Linked DNA regions of Homo sapiens: region 1 is linked to region 2. The links are chromatin contacts, found by Hi-C in ENCODE. All regions are on one chromosome and are shown on one strand. Each heading gives the region's core, a stretch centred on a gene start or an enhancer-like site at or near the end of the contact. The rest is flanking DNA. Distances are from core to core; before and after follow the strand shown. Region 1 holds the start of NXT2 (nuclear transport factor 2 like export factor 2). Region 2 holds the start of AMOT (angiomotin).

The links. A loop is a pair of places that touch in the nucleus more often than their neighbours do. Pooled maps may share reads with other maps.
Region 1: a map of CD8-positive, alpha-beta T cell shows a loop between it and region 2 (16-fold over the local background). The contact joins the promoter of NXT2 here to the promoter of AMOT in region 2. A Hi-C loop is called at or near these places in 3 of 168 maps with a recorded cell type or tissue (CD4-positive, alpha-beta memory T cell, CD8-positive, alpha-beta T cell and naive thymus-derived CD4-positive, alpha-beta T cell) and 11 of 50 pooled maps.

Annotation. Positions count from the first base shown.
Region 1 is chrX:109,535,561-109,538,697 of GRCh38, forward strand. It overlaps NXT2 (nuclear transport factor 2 like export factor 2), which reads left to right and starts at 1,284. Exons shown (of 4, transcript NM_001242617.2): 1 at 1,284-1,461; 2 at 2,485-2,571. The coding sequence starts at 1,447. RefSeq lists enhancers at 1,265-1,464, 1,755-1,814 and a silencer at 1,595-1,644.
Region 2 is chrX:112,839,338-112,842,611 of GRCh38, forward strand. AMOT (angiomotin) reads right to left here and starts at 1,494. Exons shown (of 14, transcript NM_001113490.2): 1 at 1,115-1,494. It overlaps LOC107985651 (a long non-coding RNA gene), which reads left to right and starts at 2,389. Exons shown (of 3, transcript XR_001755993.2): 1 at 2,389-2,531. RefSeq lists a silencer at 2,000-2,339.

The sequences.
Region 1 (3,137 bases), core at 34-2,533, 3.3 Mb before region 2:
GTGCGGAGGAAATAATGAGTTTAAATTTTGGACGTACAAGTTTGAGAAGCCTATAGTGCAGTCACGTTCATGTTTAGCAAAATTATTATGTGTAATTGGAGCTCAGATAAGGGGTGGGGGCTTGGGATAGGTTGTTGAGATTCATTAGCATACGAGTAGCAATTTAGATCACCCTGAAGAAGGGAGGCTTTAAAAGGGGGGATGCACCGGAAGTGACGCCAGTCAGAGGTTAACGGAAAACGGAAGCTGGCTGGCTGAGAAGAAGCTTCCGTTAGTCCTACCTTGAAGAGAAAAGAGCCAGATAAAGAGAAAGATTAAAAGTATGAGAAAATACAGAAGCCACTGGTCTCAGGGAGACAGAGAAGGATACCAAAGAAGAAGTAACTATTATGAGGGGCCACACACCAGCCACTCAAGGTAAAACTACGACATCTAATTAATTTGCCATTTAAATCAGAAGTCATTGGCGGCTTTGGGATGAGAGGTTTTTAAGGGGTGTTGGGGAGCAAAGCCACATTGCCATGACAGTTATATTGCTTGAGTTTGAATCTCAACTAGTTTGTGACCGTAGGCAGATTTTACAGTCTTAGCTGTAAAATGAAGATGATAAAATAATAGCAATTACCTCAGCATTGTTATAATAAGTGAATATATGTAAAACTGATTAGAAAAGCACCTTACATATAGTCAGCACTCGACATTTTAGTTATTGTTAGAATACCTTGCAGAATAAATAGCCCTTAAAAGATGGTGAATAGCACTGTAAACTTAATTTTTGTTGGTGTCCGTGAGACATTTTAAAATGCCAGAATGGAGAAACCAGATGAACTTTTCCTGTTCAATGTGGCTGGGTTAAAATGAAATAGTAATTTTAGGCATACTGCCAAAACGTAGTAATTCAGTGAGGATGATCCTTCCAGAACGTTCCAGAATGCTAAATTGTTCACTAGTCACGCACGCCTTTCCCCAAGCTCTGCCCACTTATCCTATAGGCTACGGAATAGTAGGTCTCCTCGCATTTCTAATTGGTCTTCAGAGGGCTTTGGCTCCGCCTCCTGGGGCAAAAAAGTCCCTGTAATTGAACACTTTCATTTTTGCTTGTCCCCAGGCTTGTCGTTAGAAAAGTAGGGGACTTTCCTGTTGAGTATCATGTTTACAAAAGCAAAGTGGCTTTTAAATTTTAAACTAAGTATCAAACAAGTAGATAAGGTGGATGGGAGGGATCTTCAGGAACTGAAGGGAAGTGGAACTTAAGGTTGGAACATCGGTGTGCTTTTAACGACGGACCGAGCTACTTCCGGGAGAGAATGGGAGGGTGGAAAATTTTGTGCGTTTGGCGGGTTTCGCTCTCTTCATAAGTATTGATCATTCCGCAGCCCTGCGGACCGGACACGTGAGGAGGTAGTGACGCCGACACTGCCAGAACACACTGCTACAAGGTCCCAGATGGCCACGTCTCTGGTGAGTGCCTGGGCCGTGGCAGGACGGCTGGGCGCCGGACTCCAGTGGCTGAGAGGAGGGATTCCGGGGCGGTCTGGCTGCTGCTCACGTGGATAGGTGACGAATCACGTCCCGGCTCTCTGCACTGCGGGGCGGGGCCCACGCTTTGCTGCCCGCCCTGCCGGCCCCACCCCCAGCCTGGTTAGCAGTCGCTTTCTGATCCCGGAAAGGACCCTGAGCTGGGAAATAGCGAGAGGCGGGGATGTTGGGGTTTGTTGTTTATGGCTTGCAGTTTCTTTCTCTCGATTATCTTCCTCTCTAAAAATCACTTTCAGTCACCTGACAAAGAAACTGGCGATTCATTGTTCTTAATTTAGTAATAGACTGGGCCCCGTACATGAATGAGAAGGAAGGTATTCCTTAATTCTCCGGCACGAACGCCAACAGCGTTGCTTTCTTCGGTGTCACAGTTCTTAGGCAAACAGCAGTGAATATTTACGCAATGTGGGAAAGTTTCCTAAGTGGAGCTGCCGGTTTTTCAAGTAGTTGAACTACTTTCGTGTGTGTGTGTGTGTGTGTGTGTGTGTGTTTCCCATTCATCAACTTTGGAGTTTGGCTCTAACACCTCACTTGAAAACAGAAAACAATTTCCTAGCTTATTCAGTGGCAGTTTTTGCCGCTCTCTCTCCTTTTCTAAGGTTCAGGTGGTGTCATTTTCATTGCCGTGAATGTTTGTAAAATATTGAAAGTCTAAAGTGCTTAGTTGCCAAGAAAAGATTATAAATTTATATGTGGAGACTGAAAAAGACTCAGATTCATTGAGAAGATTATGTCCTAAAGACATGCACTTAAAATTAGTGAAAAATTTTAAAATTGCAAACTTCAGAGTCCGGCCTTTAAAATGTCTGAATTTATATGAAAGAATGTGGACTGTATATAGAGCTACATAGTGGTTGAAATAAATCATCAGCTTCTGTCAGTGGTTTTGTGTTTGTGAGGGGTTGAAAAGGTTGGTAATCTATACTTCTGGAATTTTTCTTGTAGGATTTTAAAACTTATGTAGATCAGGCATGTAGAGCTGCTGAGGAGTTTGTCAATATTTACTATGAGACAATGGATAAAAGAAGACGGGTGAGTGTTATAGACTCTACTACTCTTTATAGACTACTACTCTTTATTAAATACCAGGTTGTGTCTGGAGCCAGCGTTTCATCTGACTTGCATAAGTGGTAACTGTGGATTTACTCTTTAAAAGCAAATTGCTCAGGGAAGGATTGGTATGGCATTAGTGGGAACATGGGCTCTGGAATCATATCCCAGGTTTACTTTTACCTAGTTCTTTGACCTGGAGCAAGTTGCCATTTTCCCTTAACCTCATTTTATTTTCAGGTTGGTAAGTATGAATTAATTAAAATACCGCACTTAACATTAGGCCCAGCATATTTTCTTAAATATGTTTCCTTTTCTTAGTTCCATCAATTAACCAATATGGTTAAGGTATTATTAGTGCTAATGAAGGGGTGGGTCATTACGGGGAATATTTCCTGATTCGCCCCTTTTATTTCATATATTTATAGATAATTTCTGATCATGGCTCAAAAGTATAGCTTACACCCACAAAAAGTATGCATGTAGCATGGATAATATTAAGTCCTCAACAGACCGAGATTTCATCAGCTTTTTCATTGCAACTTATC
Region 2 (3,274 bases), core at 244-2,743:
AGGCTGGCCTGAGAAAGAACTTTTCACAAAGCCTAGCTCAAGGAGACTTAAATATCCTTAGCCCTTCATCATTGAAGATTATGGTGACTAATTATCTTCTTCTCTGAATGGGAGAAGAGGGTTATATTCATAAAAGTTTTAAACTGCCTCCCAACGTCCACTCTTCATGGCGGGGAGGGAGGAGAACTTCATGCACTAAACATCCCAGGTTGTTGAAAAGTTCGTTCTAAAACATACACTAGAGATTGAAAATGCTGTTTCTCACCAACTTTCTCTTTCCTTGCTCATTTAATTCTACTTAGTCCCTTTATGCAAATTATTATATTATTATTAGTGGCAATCTACCAGGAACTGCTCACAGTCTATTAAAGACTGTTATTTTCCCTCCCCCTTTTCTTTCTCTTCATTTTCACAAACCCATGAAGCCCATCTTACTGTTGAAGCACCAATGTGCAGTGGCCCAGGCTTGGACCCTCAAGACACCCTCAAGATCCCCCAAAACTATTTACTAACATCTTTGGATCTTCTAAAGCAGATAGGGGCAACTCCCTCCTCACCACCACTATCACTACCACCACAAGCACTACCACCACCACCACACATCTCAAAGAGTAGCCTTGTTTTAGATTACACAGACTTTAAAACTTCAAGAATTCACGGTCCTACCCCTCCTGCTCCCGCCTCAGGGAGTGTGAGTCCCCACCCCAAGCCTAAGCACTTAGCAGAAACCTATCTAGTTATCTGAGATAAGCACTGACATGCATGCTGGGCTAAATGTAGATTTCAGCTTCCCTCGGGTCTTTAGCTCCTCAATGTGATTAATTACCTAGAGACCCACAAGAACCCCAGGAGGTAAAGAAGTAAAAGTACCATCTAGTAGTGGTACCCACTAGCATCTCCTCACCGAAGTAGGACGGGAAAGCAGCGCACACTCTAACCGATTTAACTTGCTGCACATCCAAAAAAACTCATGGCGAGCTGCAAAGAAAGTAGAACACACGGGCATTCCCACACGCGCCTAGATCGATTCACTCACGCCGAGGGCACGACCAAGTTCATGCCACCATGGATTCCTGCCCCAGTTCCCCGCGAAAAGTAACCACGCGTCTCCTACCCCTGAAGGCAAAGAAGACAAGGTGACGACTCTCTGCTCGCTCAAGTGGCTTCGGTCCCGGGCCAGCGGCCAGGGATGGGCAGGGGGGAAGCCCCAACTCCCGGCTGCTCCCCTCCTCGCTGCTCCGTCCGGGCTCTCCTTGGTGGCAGCGGACAGGCAGGATACCGGGCCAGAGGGTGGAGCAGCGGATAGCCGGAGGCGAGACTGACTGGAGGTGGTGGTAGTTGAGGGGGAGGCGGAGAGAACTAAGAGAAGAGGAGGCGAAAGAGAGCGGAGATGGAGGAGTAATTCAGGGGGTCTACCAGTTTAGGCAGCCAGAAAGCTCCTCGGAAGGAAGGGGCGTGACTGCCAAGGCAGCTCCTGGGCAAAGGATGGGAGGTAGGGGAGGGGGACGAACGGGTGGCTTTTCTTCTTGCGGTGAGCGGCTAGGACCGCCCCGGAGCAGGGCGGCGGGAGGGGTGGACGAGGGAGGAAGGCGGAGTAGAGGGCGGGGAAAGAAGGGCGGGAGCCTGCCTGGACCCTGGAAGTGAGGAGTGAGGGGAGCGCGGAAGAGAGGCGGGGCCGGGGGGCGTGGAAGTTTCAAACAATTGAACCGCGGGGTCCGGGAGCTCGGGCGAAAGCAAGGGACCCTCGCTCTCGCCTTCCCACTAGAGGGGCACGACTCGGTTGCCGTAGCCGTGAGAGTCTGCGCGGGGACTGGCTGGGAAGAAGGAAAGGGTTTTGCAAAAGACTACAATAATAATCTGCGGCAACAGCGCGGCATAGACGCGTGGGAGAGCCAGTGCAGCTCCCCGCCCCACTGCGGGAGGAAGAAAAACAAATAATAGAAATGCTGAAAAGCAGCTTCCACCAAAGCCTGCTTAAAATAATGCAGGAAGGAGAAGCGCTCCTTCGTTTTCCTTCCCCTCTTGCTTCCTATTACCAGCAGGCCCCCACCCAGGTCACAGCTCTGCGAGACACCCTCCTTTCTTCCTCCGCTCCCCCGCCCCGGGCGCTTGCCCCCCTCCCGTTGGCGGGCCGCAGAAGCTGAGGGGCGAGGGAGGAGGGGTCGCGGGCGGCGCTCCGCGGAGGCTCCGCCCCTGGGCGGGCTGGGAGCGCCGGCCTGGGCGGAGCGCGTCCCTGAAGCGTAAGTCCCGCCCACCATTCTTTTGCAGCTACCGGTTGGCCCAGCCTGGCCTAGTATACGCTTGCGATTGGGCCCTGGAGTCGCCAGTCTGATCCCTTTGTCCCACCCGCCCTCAAAATTAATAAAACTAAACAAGAGGCTATTGTGTAGTTCTATGTTCTACCCCAGCTACTGCTGGCAAGAGAAAGATGAGACGCTTTATTTCTCAGTCTCATAAAAGAGTGCAACAGTGTGTCGGCCGACTCTGGTACGCCTTTATGTTTATGGCACTGTCCAGCTTTCTGCGAATAGGTAACTTTTCTTCCCCCTTAGTTTATTAAATCAGGAGGGGGGAAAGTACATGAAGTGTCATTGTGGTGTTCTGCTGACTGTGAAAAAAGCTGACATTGGTTAAAAACGAGAGGGTTGAGAACAGCATCCTGGGACACGGAAAATCTACCATTTTACATCTAGAAAAACGAAGGCACAAAGAAACAGTGTCAGGGTAGCAAAATAACATGGAATTTGGAACCAAAGGAAGAATTCATTTGGGGCCCTGGCACTTACTAGCTAATTGTATGACTTCTGTTAAGTGGCTTAACTTCTCAGCCTTAATTTTTCTACCTGTAAGTAAATGCTGTAAGACATGCCCTATTAACTTAAAGGCACTGGTATGAAAATAAAATGTGTGTGAAAACTATAAAGCACTCCACACATGTATGTGTTCCTACTTGTGTGTGAAACATAATGGAGAGTCTTAGATGTGTTAGAGGATCAATATTTTGCTCATCTGTTTTAAGCATTTACATCCAAGGTCGTGTAGGTTTTGTGGCTTTATTTTAAAAAGTCAACTCTTTTCCTACAATTTTGGGGGTGGATATGAAGTTGACTCCCTGCAGTTAGAATAATAAATTACCCCTTTTCTAAGCAGGGTGGGTGAGATTTCTTTTTTAAAGTTCTACAATTTCATGACAACTTAAAGCTATTGTGGTTCTGGTACTGAAAGAGGAAATCATGCTGTGTATCTCCGAAGTGAACTTAAGAAAACAAATATG